Linked DNA regions of Homo sapiens: region 2 is linked to region 1. The links are chromatin loops, found by intact Hi-C in ENCODE. Cell type or tissue: endothelial cell of umbilical vein. All regions are shown on one strand. Links, peaks and the distances in the headings refer to the core of each region. The heading gives the core; the rest is flanking DNA.

Region 1 (5,311 bases), core at 416-4,415:
CTAGCAGGGCAGAGGGGGAGGACAGAGCCTGGGAACTCCACGTCCAAGAAGCCTGAACCCCAGCCCGCGCGCGCAGGTCCCCGCCCCTCTCCCCGGGCTGGGGGCGGGGTGGGCAGGCCGACGGCTGACCTGGTCGAAATAGATGGTCATGGTGCGGTTGCTCATCTCGGACGGCTCGTGGTTGGTGCTCCGCGTGGCGGAGAAGGCCACCTTGGCGCTGCCGGAGCGCACGGAGATGCCTAGGGAGGAGGTGACGGCGCCGTCCGCCGACGGGCTGGAGTCGCACACCACCAGGCACTTGCCCTCCAGCACGATGGGCTCCGTGTCGTTCTGCGCCCGCACGGGGCAGCAGGCGGGCAGTAGCAGCAACAGCAGGGCCAGCGCCACCCCCAGGCAGGATCCGCAGCCGCCCGGCTCGCGCAGCGCCCCCCGGCGCCCGGGCATCATCAGCCGCAGCCCGAGTGGCCCCCGGCCGGGCGCCTGCATCGGGACTGGTGGGAGGCGGCGCGCGGGGGTGGAGGCCGGCGCCGGCGCGAGCGGCGCGGAAGGGCGCGAAGGAACGCGCGGAGCTCGCAGCAGCCTCCGGGGGCCTTCGTCCCCGGCTCTGACGTTCAAGGCCAGGGTCGTTCTCAGAAGAAAGGCGCCTGTGAACCTGTCAGGGCACAGAACCCAAAGCCTTACACCGGGAGGTGGAGCCACCGGGAAGAAGGGGGACTGGGAGCAGGTGCCTGCGGCTCGGGGGTTCTCCCCGAAGGCCACCCCCTTGGTCCCGCGCACAGCCAACCCGCTTTCCGATCTGGCACAACAGGTCCGGAGAAACGCCCGGGCGCAGCTGGCAGCGCATCCCTGAAGGCTCCCGAGCAGCGCGCGGGGCTGCGACGAGGGAGGGGGCCGCGCTTCTGCAGGTCCTCGTCGCTAAGACGGGCCCCGAGACCCTCAGAAGGCGTCACCGCCACCCCGCCCATTCACCAGCGCGGAGGGGGCTAAGACGCAGGCAAAGAAAAACCTACGAATGCTTGCCTTCTCGCCTTCATCTCACAGCATTTCCTTGGAGCAGCACCAAGGAACCCTTTTCCTATCCCTTGTTTCCCTGCTATCCTCTATTTTTCAATCCTCGAGATGTTTTTAAAGTCCATTTAAGTCCCTTTGGTACAGATTTTATCTGTTTTCCACCCACAGAACAAATCCCAGGAATCTCCTTGGGGCGAATAAGATTACTAGGGGGGAAATGACACCACACACACACACACACACACACACACACACACACACACACACACACACGGGCAGTAAAGCCAAACACCTACTTCCAAGGTCCCTGCAGCCACTAGCGAGCCCCCTTGGGTGAAACCCCTGGGATTCCTCTCTTAGGCGAAGGACCGATTCCAACGACGGAATCCCAGGCTTGGGTTATTCTCCAGCTCTGGTTTCCAGACCACGGGGATTCTCTCTTTCTCAGCGGGGCGGCAGCCCCTGCAGGTTTCTGCGAACTTACGCGCCCGTCTGCACTTTTGCCCCGTCCCCGCTCCTCCCAGGAAAGCAGACAGGCCATTTCAATACCAGCCCAGAGACACGCAGAGAAGCCGCCCCCTCGCCGCCCACAGCCTCCCATTAACTCTTCCAGTATTCTTTCTAAGAACAGAGAAGTTGGCTCTTGATAAATATCCGCTGTCCGCAGCCCCGATCCTACATGATTTCCCTTCTCTCTCTCCACCTCCTCCACCCCTCGATCTGGACCAGGGAGAGTCTTCGTTAAAATCCACGCAGAAGGCGCTTGCATGCGGAGGGGAGGGCAGGTCGGGGGTGGTTACCTGGAACATCCATGCTGGGCGAGCTCCGCTGTCCGCGAAGTTGCTCTGCTTAGAGAAAATGAGGCGAGTGGGAGCTGTCGGGAGGAGGACACGGAGCGCGACCCTGCTCCCAGCGCGTGGCCAATAACCGCGCCGCCCCGCCCTGCCGCTTTCCCGCGCCAGCCTGCGCCGCTTCAGGGGTGCACCACGCCCCGCGCGCCCGCTTAGGCGCCGCGCCCGGGACCGGGAACCCCGCGTCTCGCCCGGCTCAGCGCCCCGCGCTGTGCGCCCAGGTGCCTCCAACCCCTGGGCTTCGCGCCCGCACCGCTGCCTGGGGCCCCTCGAGCTCCCGCGCTCAGCGCGTCCGCAGCGCGGCTCCCTCGCGGGTCCCCTCGGCCCCGCAGCCCCGCCAGTCTCCAGAGGGCATAGCCGAGCGCTGCCGCCTCCCTAGGACTCGGAACCTTCCCTGCTCCCAAGCCCGCCGCACCCTCCAACGCCCCGGTCCTGCTCACCCAAACGCCCAGAGCAAAATACTCCCAGACGTCTCTTTTGAAAATTAGACACCCTTAAAAGCACCGGTCGCTTCTCTTCTTTTAGATTCTTTCTTTTCTTTCCCCAATTCCCTCCAAGTCTTAATATTGAATGGCGTGACCACTTTCATAATGACAGGAGCGAAAAAAACAATAAGTTAAAAAAAAAAAAAAGAAGAAGAAGACTGGGATGGCTGGGACGAAGAGAGGGAAAAAAAAAGCTTGAGAATTTGATGATTTAGGAGCTGTGGTTCCAGAGTCCCAGTTGGGGAACTGTCCGGTTCCCGCAGGGCTAGAAGAGGGGCCTCCGGCCCGGGTCTGTGTGTCTGCTCCTCTGGACCTCGGACTGGTGGAGCGGCTGGCGCTTGCGCTTATTTATTAAATTGCGGTGTCCGCGCTCGCTCAAAGGACCCGGGGAGACGCGCTGGGTTTCCCAGCTGCGCCTGGAGCTCGGCTGAGGGCGCAAACACGGACGTGGGGCGCCACCTGCGGGTGCCCGGGCCTCCCTGCCGCAGGCTGCGGACCGGCGGACTCCGACAGAAGACGGGGGAGTCCTGGCCGCAAGGCTGAGGTTTGCTGATGGTCTTCTTTCACCCCAAAAGCAGCGCTGACCTCTGCAATAATAATAATATAATAATAATAATAATGATAGCAACCACAAGAAGAACAATAATGACCAGTCTTCCCGGTATCCTTCAGTACTTTTACTCCTGGCAAAACCAAGCAGCACGCCGCCTGATTTTCCGGATCTTCACTGATCTAACAAACAACTCTGCCAAGATGATAAATGCTGCGGTGAGGTTATCATCGGTTATTATCGTCGGCACAACGTTTGCACAGACAACTGGGCCGTATAGTTTATGCTGGTCTAAAAAACAATCAATATTTAAATCTACACTCTATAGCCTGATTTTTTTTTAAAACATGGTTAAAAAATACTTTGTCCTTTGACATGCATTATACGTCTTTTCTGATAGGCTAATAATAATAATAATAATAATAATAATAAAGTTAGCCAGTGCTGTTCATTAGAGCATCTGTATTTCTTATTCCTCCAGACTTCACACCGAACCCTCTCCCCTTTGAAGATTTCAGCAGTGTCTGATTCCACCTTAACAAACGGAGGTCTTTTCAGGTAGGGGGTTTTGAAGGCCTTATTTTCCCATAGGCCCTCTCACCGCTATTCTCCCCATTTAGAACAGAACTGCCAAGGCATCATCTCTAAGCACTGGAGATGAAATTCACGATCAGTTCAACTGGAATGGATATGCAGAAAGTCATTGCACACTGCTGCGTGAGACAAAATATTTAGTATGGGTGTAAGGATGTGATTAAAAGTACCTCTGAGCCAAATGCTTCCTGGTTAACCTAGCATGCAAAATAGTAGAAAATATACAATACTTCCAAAATCTCTCATCCTCCTAAGCTATACTCACTGTAAAGTAAATGTCATACTTCAACACTTTTGTACCATGCTGGAGATAGGTACTGGCATTTGCCAGGATGCTTTTTCAAATCCACCACAGTTTGCCATGTTTTGTTACCATTTTTGTGAGTTTAACAGAGTGGAAATGCACTCTTACTTTCAAATAGTTATTTTATTCCACTATTTCATCCATGTGATAGTGTCTTACTGTCAAAATAAGCCCCCATCCATCATTCCACCATAGAGAGAACTGATTTAAGTGTAAGCATAGATAGCAAAGAACACTAGATATTTGAAAGACATGTGAGACACAGACATAATTAGACCAATCTGGGGATGCTAATTTATAGCAATACCTCTCACACATCTGTAAGTCCTTAAATAGCAACTCTACTCAGCATCTTTCCTCAATACTGTAAGCATTCCTTTTGACTAATATAAATGCAAGCACACATGAACTATCGTCATCAACACTGGGGGAAAAAAGAAAACCACTTTCTATGTGGCAACATAAATGTTTAGATTATATATATGTAGAGACACCTTTAATCTATGTGACTTATTGGACTAAGTTATTGAAAAAAGCTATAAGCATTCTTATATAATAAACAGGTTAGGTTTAATTTAGACTAGAGATTATTTTAGAAGAAACCATAAAAGATAGCAAATTGACAGAGAAGCAGATTATTTATTCATTGATTAATTAGTTGTTTCACATAAGAAGATATTAAAGTCGGCCGGGCGCGGTGGTTCACGCCTGTAATCCCAGCACTTTGGGAGGCCGAGGCGGGCGGATCACGAGGTCAGGAGATTGAGACCATCCTGGCTAACACGGTGAAACCTTGTCTCTACTAAAAATACAAAAAATTAGCCGGGCGTGGTGGCGGACGCCTGTAGTCCCAGCTACTCGGGAGGCTGAGGCAGGAGAATGGTGTGAACCTGGGAGGCGGAGCTTGCAGTGAGCCAAGATCGGGCCACTGCAGTCCTCCGGCCTGGGTGACAGAGCGAGACGCTCTCTCTCAAAAAAAAAAAAAAGATATTTAAGTCAAGTGTTGGAATTTTAGCTTGTAAATATGCTTAGAAATTTTTTAAGAAAATGTCTAAGATTTAAAAGCAAAAGTTTTTCTAGTTATCTCAGGGATTCCTTTTTCTCTCCCTTTTCCATGTTAATAATTGTTGCTATTACTACTAGAACATTAATAGTGGACATTCCCACAGACAATAACAATGACAGCCATTTATGGAACACCTGTGGTGTGTGAGATATTGCACCATGTCTTTTGTCTGGGATATAACACGATTTAACACCCACAGCAACCCTGTGGTAAAGACAGGTGTTCACACAGAGCTGAAGAGGAACATATTCTAATATTAGGGAAAAATGTGGGAAGGGAAGACGCTGGGATAATTCAAGTACCCTTCCTCTCATTTTTTCTAAATATCTGTCTCTCATGGAACTTAAATTTGAGTTCTTTGGGTATAACCTATCTCTGAAATGCATCTTCAGCGTGCATTATAGATTTGCTGTTGGATCCATCAATTCCACTACTGAGTATCTACTCAAA
Region 2 (5,311 bases), core at 436-4,435, 220 kb before region 1:
CAGACATATCATTAATTATAACTGCAAAATTATTCTACACCAAAGCAATATAATAAGAGTTAATTTTAAATCCACTTTAGAATAAAGGTTAAACTGTAGTTCCAGCTACTCAGGAGGCTGATGCAGGAGAATCGAGTGAACCCGGGAGGTGGAGCTTGCAGTGAGCGGAGATCACGCCACTGCACTCCAGCCTGGGCAACAGAGCAACACTCCATCTAAAAAAAAAAAAAAAAAAAAAGCTAGAAGTGTATTAAGATCTGAGTCTTCCTTGTATATTATGTAGGCTTCTAACACACAATCAAATAACAGTACCATATATATAATCCTTCTTTTTAAAAAATCTGATCAAAATTTTACTTGGAGGTAATGAAAAGCAAAATCCATGTTGACTCCTTTCTACAATAATAGTTAAATGCAGGATTATTTGTGCATGAACTTAATAATTTCTAATCATCAACCAAATTGTAAACACAATTCAAACCAAATGATAATTTTTATCACAATAAACTGCAACAACCTAATGATTTATAAAATTACTAACACCATCTTTGAGTTTTTCTGGAAGTCTAAAAGCACTTTAAAATACAAAAGTTTATTTACAAAATTACCGATAAATGTAGACACTGTGTCCTTCCAAACAAGACATACTTTAAATTGACCACTCAATCTCAGCTTTCAAACCTTGACTCCTTGAAGATGCCGGATATTTTTAGACACACATTTTATAGCCATGTTTCTTTTGCTGGAATGTTAGAGAGAAACAGTTTCATTACTATAGCTTTACTTTGTGAAACTACTTTTTTTTTTCAGAGCTATTATCCTAAATGTGGATATTGATGGCACTACCCGTGGAGTGGAAGCATTAGAGCTGCATAACTTTTAGATATTTTATATAAATCTTCACTATAATGTCACTCCTGGCAAACAGCTGTGCTGTGATATGTCACAATGATGAATCATCAAGCATGGTAAAATCTAAAGGACAGTTATATAAAAACTTGTATTAATAAAACATAATTTTCACAAGTGCAAAATGAACATTTGCATATACTCTAAAAACTTCTATAGCATTTACTCCAAAGTGTCTAGTACATGACCATAATTTAGGCTCATGATGATTTCCATGTGGTATTTCAAAGAGAAACAAATCCCTTTTTAGGACATAAGACTGACAGTTAATTGTACAATGTGAGATTATGTTACAGCAAGATCTAATGTAAGTACCTTATAAAATTACACTGGACTCCCAGTCCAGAAAAAAATCACGTGGACTCCTTTCCCCTGATACTACCCGCTAAGTGTCAACATAAACCCAGTAAATGATGGAAGGGACAACCAAAGCATAACTCTGAAATGTCAAAAGAGGAAAGCACGCTAAGAAGGGACATCAGGACTGGAGGAATGTCATAGAAACAAGGCATCTTAGAGCCACTGCCCAACAGAGAAAGACGACTGAGAGCCAGAATTTTCTTTTTTTCTTTTCTTTTTCTTTTTTTTTTTTTTTCTGAGATGGAGTTTCCCTCTGTCACTGAGGCTGGAGTGCAATGTCACGATCTCAGCTCATTGCAGCCTCCTCCTCCCGGGTTCAAGCGATTCTGTGGCCTCAGCCTCTTGAGTAGCTGGGATTACAGGCAGGTGCAACACGCCCAGCTAACTTTTGTATTCTTAGTAGAGACGGGGTTTCATCATGTTGGTCAGTCTGGTCTTGAACTCCTGACCTCAGATGATCTGACTGCCTCTGCCTCCCAAAGTTTTGGGATTACAGGTTCGAGCCACTGTGCCTGGCCTTTATTATTATTATTATTATTATATTTTATTTTATTTTATTTTTCTAAGTTCTTGGGTACATGTGCAAGATGTGCAGGTTTGTTGCATAGGTAAACGTGTGCCATGGTGGTTTGCTGCACCTCTCAACCCATCTCCTAGGTTGCATTAGCTCCAGCATTCATTAGCTGTTTTTCTTAATGCTCTCTTCCCACCCCCACGCTCCCCTAATAGGCCCCAATGTGTGTTGTTCCCCTCTCTGTGTCCATGTGTCCTCATTGTTCAGCTCCCACTTGTAAGTGACAACATGCAGTGATTTGTTTTCTGTTCCTGCATTAGTTTGCTTAGGTTAATGGCTTCCAGCTACACCTGTGTCCCTGCAAAAAAACATGATCTAATTCCTTTTCAGAGCCAGCATTTTTTGACCTCTCCCTCCCCTCCAAACAAGTAATGGATGATGGCTCAGGTAGGCTTATTTCTCCTTATGAGTACCATCAACAAAACCAGGGCAGCCTGGTAATACTGGGCTGACCAGATGCCCCACTGACAATAAGAAGACAGAAAAAGCTCCTTTCACACCAGGCTACTGGACCTGAGACTCTCTTTCCTTCCTAGAGACAATTCATCAGCAAGGAGGATGTCACCTCCACAAGCACCTTCCCAAGAAGCACTCTTAGTTTCCTGGGCAATAGACTCTCTTTCCCCAGCTTAAGAAAACAGACAGCTTAAAAGGAGGAAGCTCCTTTTATCTCCTCAAGCAACACCAGGAGGGTTCAGTGAGAAGCCCAGCAACACGATAGGAGATAAATCAAGCTGTCCAAAATTGCCCCTCAAAGTCTCTGATAATTCAGTCGTCATTAGACCCACAGCAATGGGCCAGGTCCTGTGTGCTAAACCTCCACAGGATGGCGCTGTGCTAAAATAACAATGTAAATGGAACCAAGAGCCTGCTGACAAACATAGCTAAAAATTCTGGTTACAATAAAAAAAAAACCACCCATCATAAGGAGAATGTCACAGGTTGAATGAAAAAACACAATCAGGTTGGGTGTGGTGGCTCATGCCTGTAATCCCAGCACTTTGGGAGGCCGAGGCAGGAGGATCACTTGAGGTCAGGAGGTTGAGACTAGCCTGGCCAATGCGGTGAAACCCCGTCTCTACTAAAAATTTAAAAATTAGCTGGGTGTGGTGATGCACACCTGTACTCGGGAGGCTGAGGCAAGAGATTTGCTTGAACCTGGCAGGTGGAGGCTGCAGTTAGCCAAGATCACACCATTGCACTCCAGCCTGGGTGATGGAGTGAGACTCTTAAAACAAAAAACAAAAACAAAAAACAAAACAAAACAACAAACCCACAATCAACAGTTGCCCACACTGAGATGAATCAGAAGTTGGAATTATCAGACAATGACATTAAAGCAACCATCATAAAATGTTTTAACAGTAACAAATTATCTGAAAACAGATGAAAAAAGAGAAAATCTCAGCAAAAAATAAAAATTGAAATGGTGAAAAAGAACCAAATAAAAATTATAGAATTGATAGAACTGAAAAATGCTATGATGAAAATCTTTAAAAACCCAGTTCTCTGAATAGGCTCAATGGTAGAATGAGATGACAATGGGTAAGAGAGTAAACTTAAAAAGAGATTAAAATAATTTACCCAACCTGAATAAAGATAAAAATAGACGGAAGAAAATAAAAATAAAAAACGAGTAGAGCCTCAGGAACTTGTTGCAGCAATAACAAAAGATCCAACTCCGTATTTCCAGAATCACAGAAGCAGAAAGAGTGAAGTGAAAGGGTGTTCTAAGAAATAATAAGTGAAAAGTTCCCAAATTTGTCAAAAGACATAAACCCACAGATTCAAAAAGCTGACTGAAGTACAAATAGGAAAAGCTCCAATAAGGCTTGCAAAAGAGATGATACAAGACACGCATATTGCAAAAGAAATAATAAAACCATCCCTAATGCAGGTGACCTTGTTGTCTGCATAGAAAGTACTGAATATACAAAAAGAAAAAGAAAAAAAAAAGGTCTTAGAACTGCTAAGTGAGTTCAACAAATGGTAGAATACAAGATCAACATATAAACATGAAACACGTTCTCATATGCTAACAATGAACTTGTAAAAAGTGAAAATAAAAATTCAATACCATTTGCAGTCACTCAGAAAAAAAACTATACATAGAAATATATTTAACAAAATGTGTTACAAGATGTATATGCTGAAGATTACAAACTGCCAAAGGAAATTCAAGAACACCTAAATAAATGGAGACACACTGTGTTCATGGACTTCAAGATTCAACACACTAAGAAATGTCAATTCTCCTCAAATTGACATATAGGTATAATTCAATTCCTATCAAAAACCCAGTAGGGTTTAAAAAAAAAACATAGAGAAGCTTATTCTAAAATGTATGTGGACAGGCACAGACCCTAGAATAGCTAAAATCAACCCTGAGAAATAAAAGAGAAGTGGGAGAAATCACTCATTAGAAATTAAGGCCTTTGTGTAACTACAGTAATGAAAATAGTACTGCATTGGTAAAGAGATAGATATATAGATCAGAGAAGCAGAGAACCATAAGACAGACTGTATACTCACACAAATATGTCTGACTGGTTTTCAACAAATAAGGCGATTCACTGGAGGAAGAATAGTGGTGCCAGAGTAACGGACACCAAAGGTAACAAACCTTGACATAAATCTCACATCTCATACAAAGATTAAGCCAAATGGATCATACACTTAGAATATGCAAAACTACTATTCTTTTAGAAAAAGAAATAGGAGAAATTCTTCAGGATATAGGGTACGGCAAAGTGTTCCTAGACATGACACCAAAAACATGATCTATGAAGAAAAAATTGATAAACTGGAATTTAAACAAATTTTAATAAAACCTTTGCTTTGGGAAAGATCCTGTCGAAAGGATAAAAAGAGAAGCTACAAACGAGGGGAAAATACTTGTAAACCATATATCTGACCCCCCCTCAAAAACAGAGACACTACCAAATGTTGACGAGAAACTAGAGAAACGAAAACATTGGTATATTGCCAGTGGGAATGTAAGTACAGCCACTATACAAAACAGTTTGGTAGTTTCTTACAAAACTAAATATGCAATTATCACACCAAACAGCAATTGTACTCTTATGCATTTATTGCAGAGAAAACAAAGCTTGTGCTCACATTGCAACTTGCCCGTGAATGTTCATAGCAACTTTATTCATAATAGCCCCAAATAGGAAACAACTCATAATTCCCTCAACAGGTGAGTGGTTAAACAAATTGTGTTGTGTCCATATCATGGATTACTCCTCAGCAATAAAAGAGAATAAACCACAGATAGATGCAACAACCTAGATGAATCTGCAGAGATATATCCTGGCTGAAAAAAGCCAATCCTGAAAGTTACACAGGAGATGATTCCCTTTATAATACATTCTTGAAAGGATAAAATTATAGAAACGGGAAACATATCAGTGATTGCCAGAGGTTAAAGAGCAGGACAATGGGGGAGAGTGAGTGTAGTTATAA

Evidence for each region. Peaks named below come from ENCODE experiments on the same cell type or tissue, not always from the same donor. Only the 100,000 strongest peaks of a DNase experiment are listed, where the experiment ranks them.
Region 2: a loop joins it to region 1, with 16 times the contacts of the local background. A loop is called at or near these places in 1 of 110 quality-filtered maps.

The regions. Positions count from the first base shown.
Region 1 is chr18:72,541,675-72,546,985 of GRCh38, forward strand. It overlaps CBLN2 (cerebellin 2 precursor), which reads right to left and starts at 2,668. Exons shown (of 5, transcript NM_182511.4): 1 at 2,303-2,668; 2 at 1,812-1,856; 3 at 130-652. The coding sequence starts at 486. In endothelial cell of umbilical vein, for the core only: a CTCF peak has its summit at 2,799 (motif pointing left); a DNase peak (open chromatin) is centred at 2,767; H3K4me3 peaks cover 1,486 bases; H3K27me3 peaks cover 1,381 bases.
Region 2 is chr18:72,316,752-72,322,062 of GRCh38, forward strand. No RefSeq gene overlaps it. Among named protein-coding and RNA genes, the nearest start is that of CBLN2, 220 kb to the right of the region's middle. In endothelial cell of umbilical vein, for the core only: no CTCF peak of the experiment used is centred there; no DNase peak of the experiment used is centred there.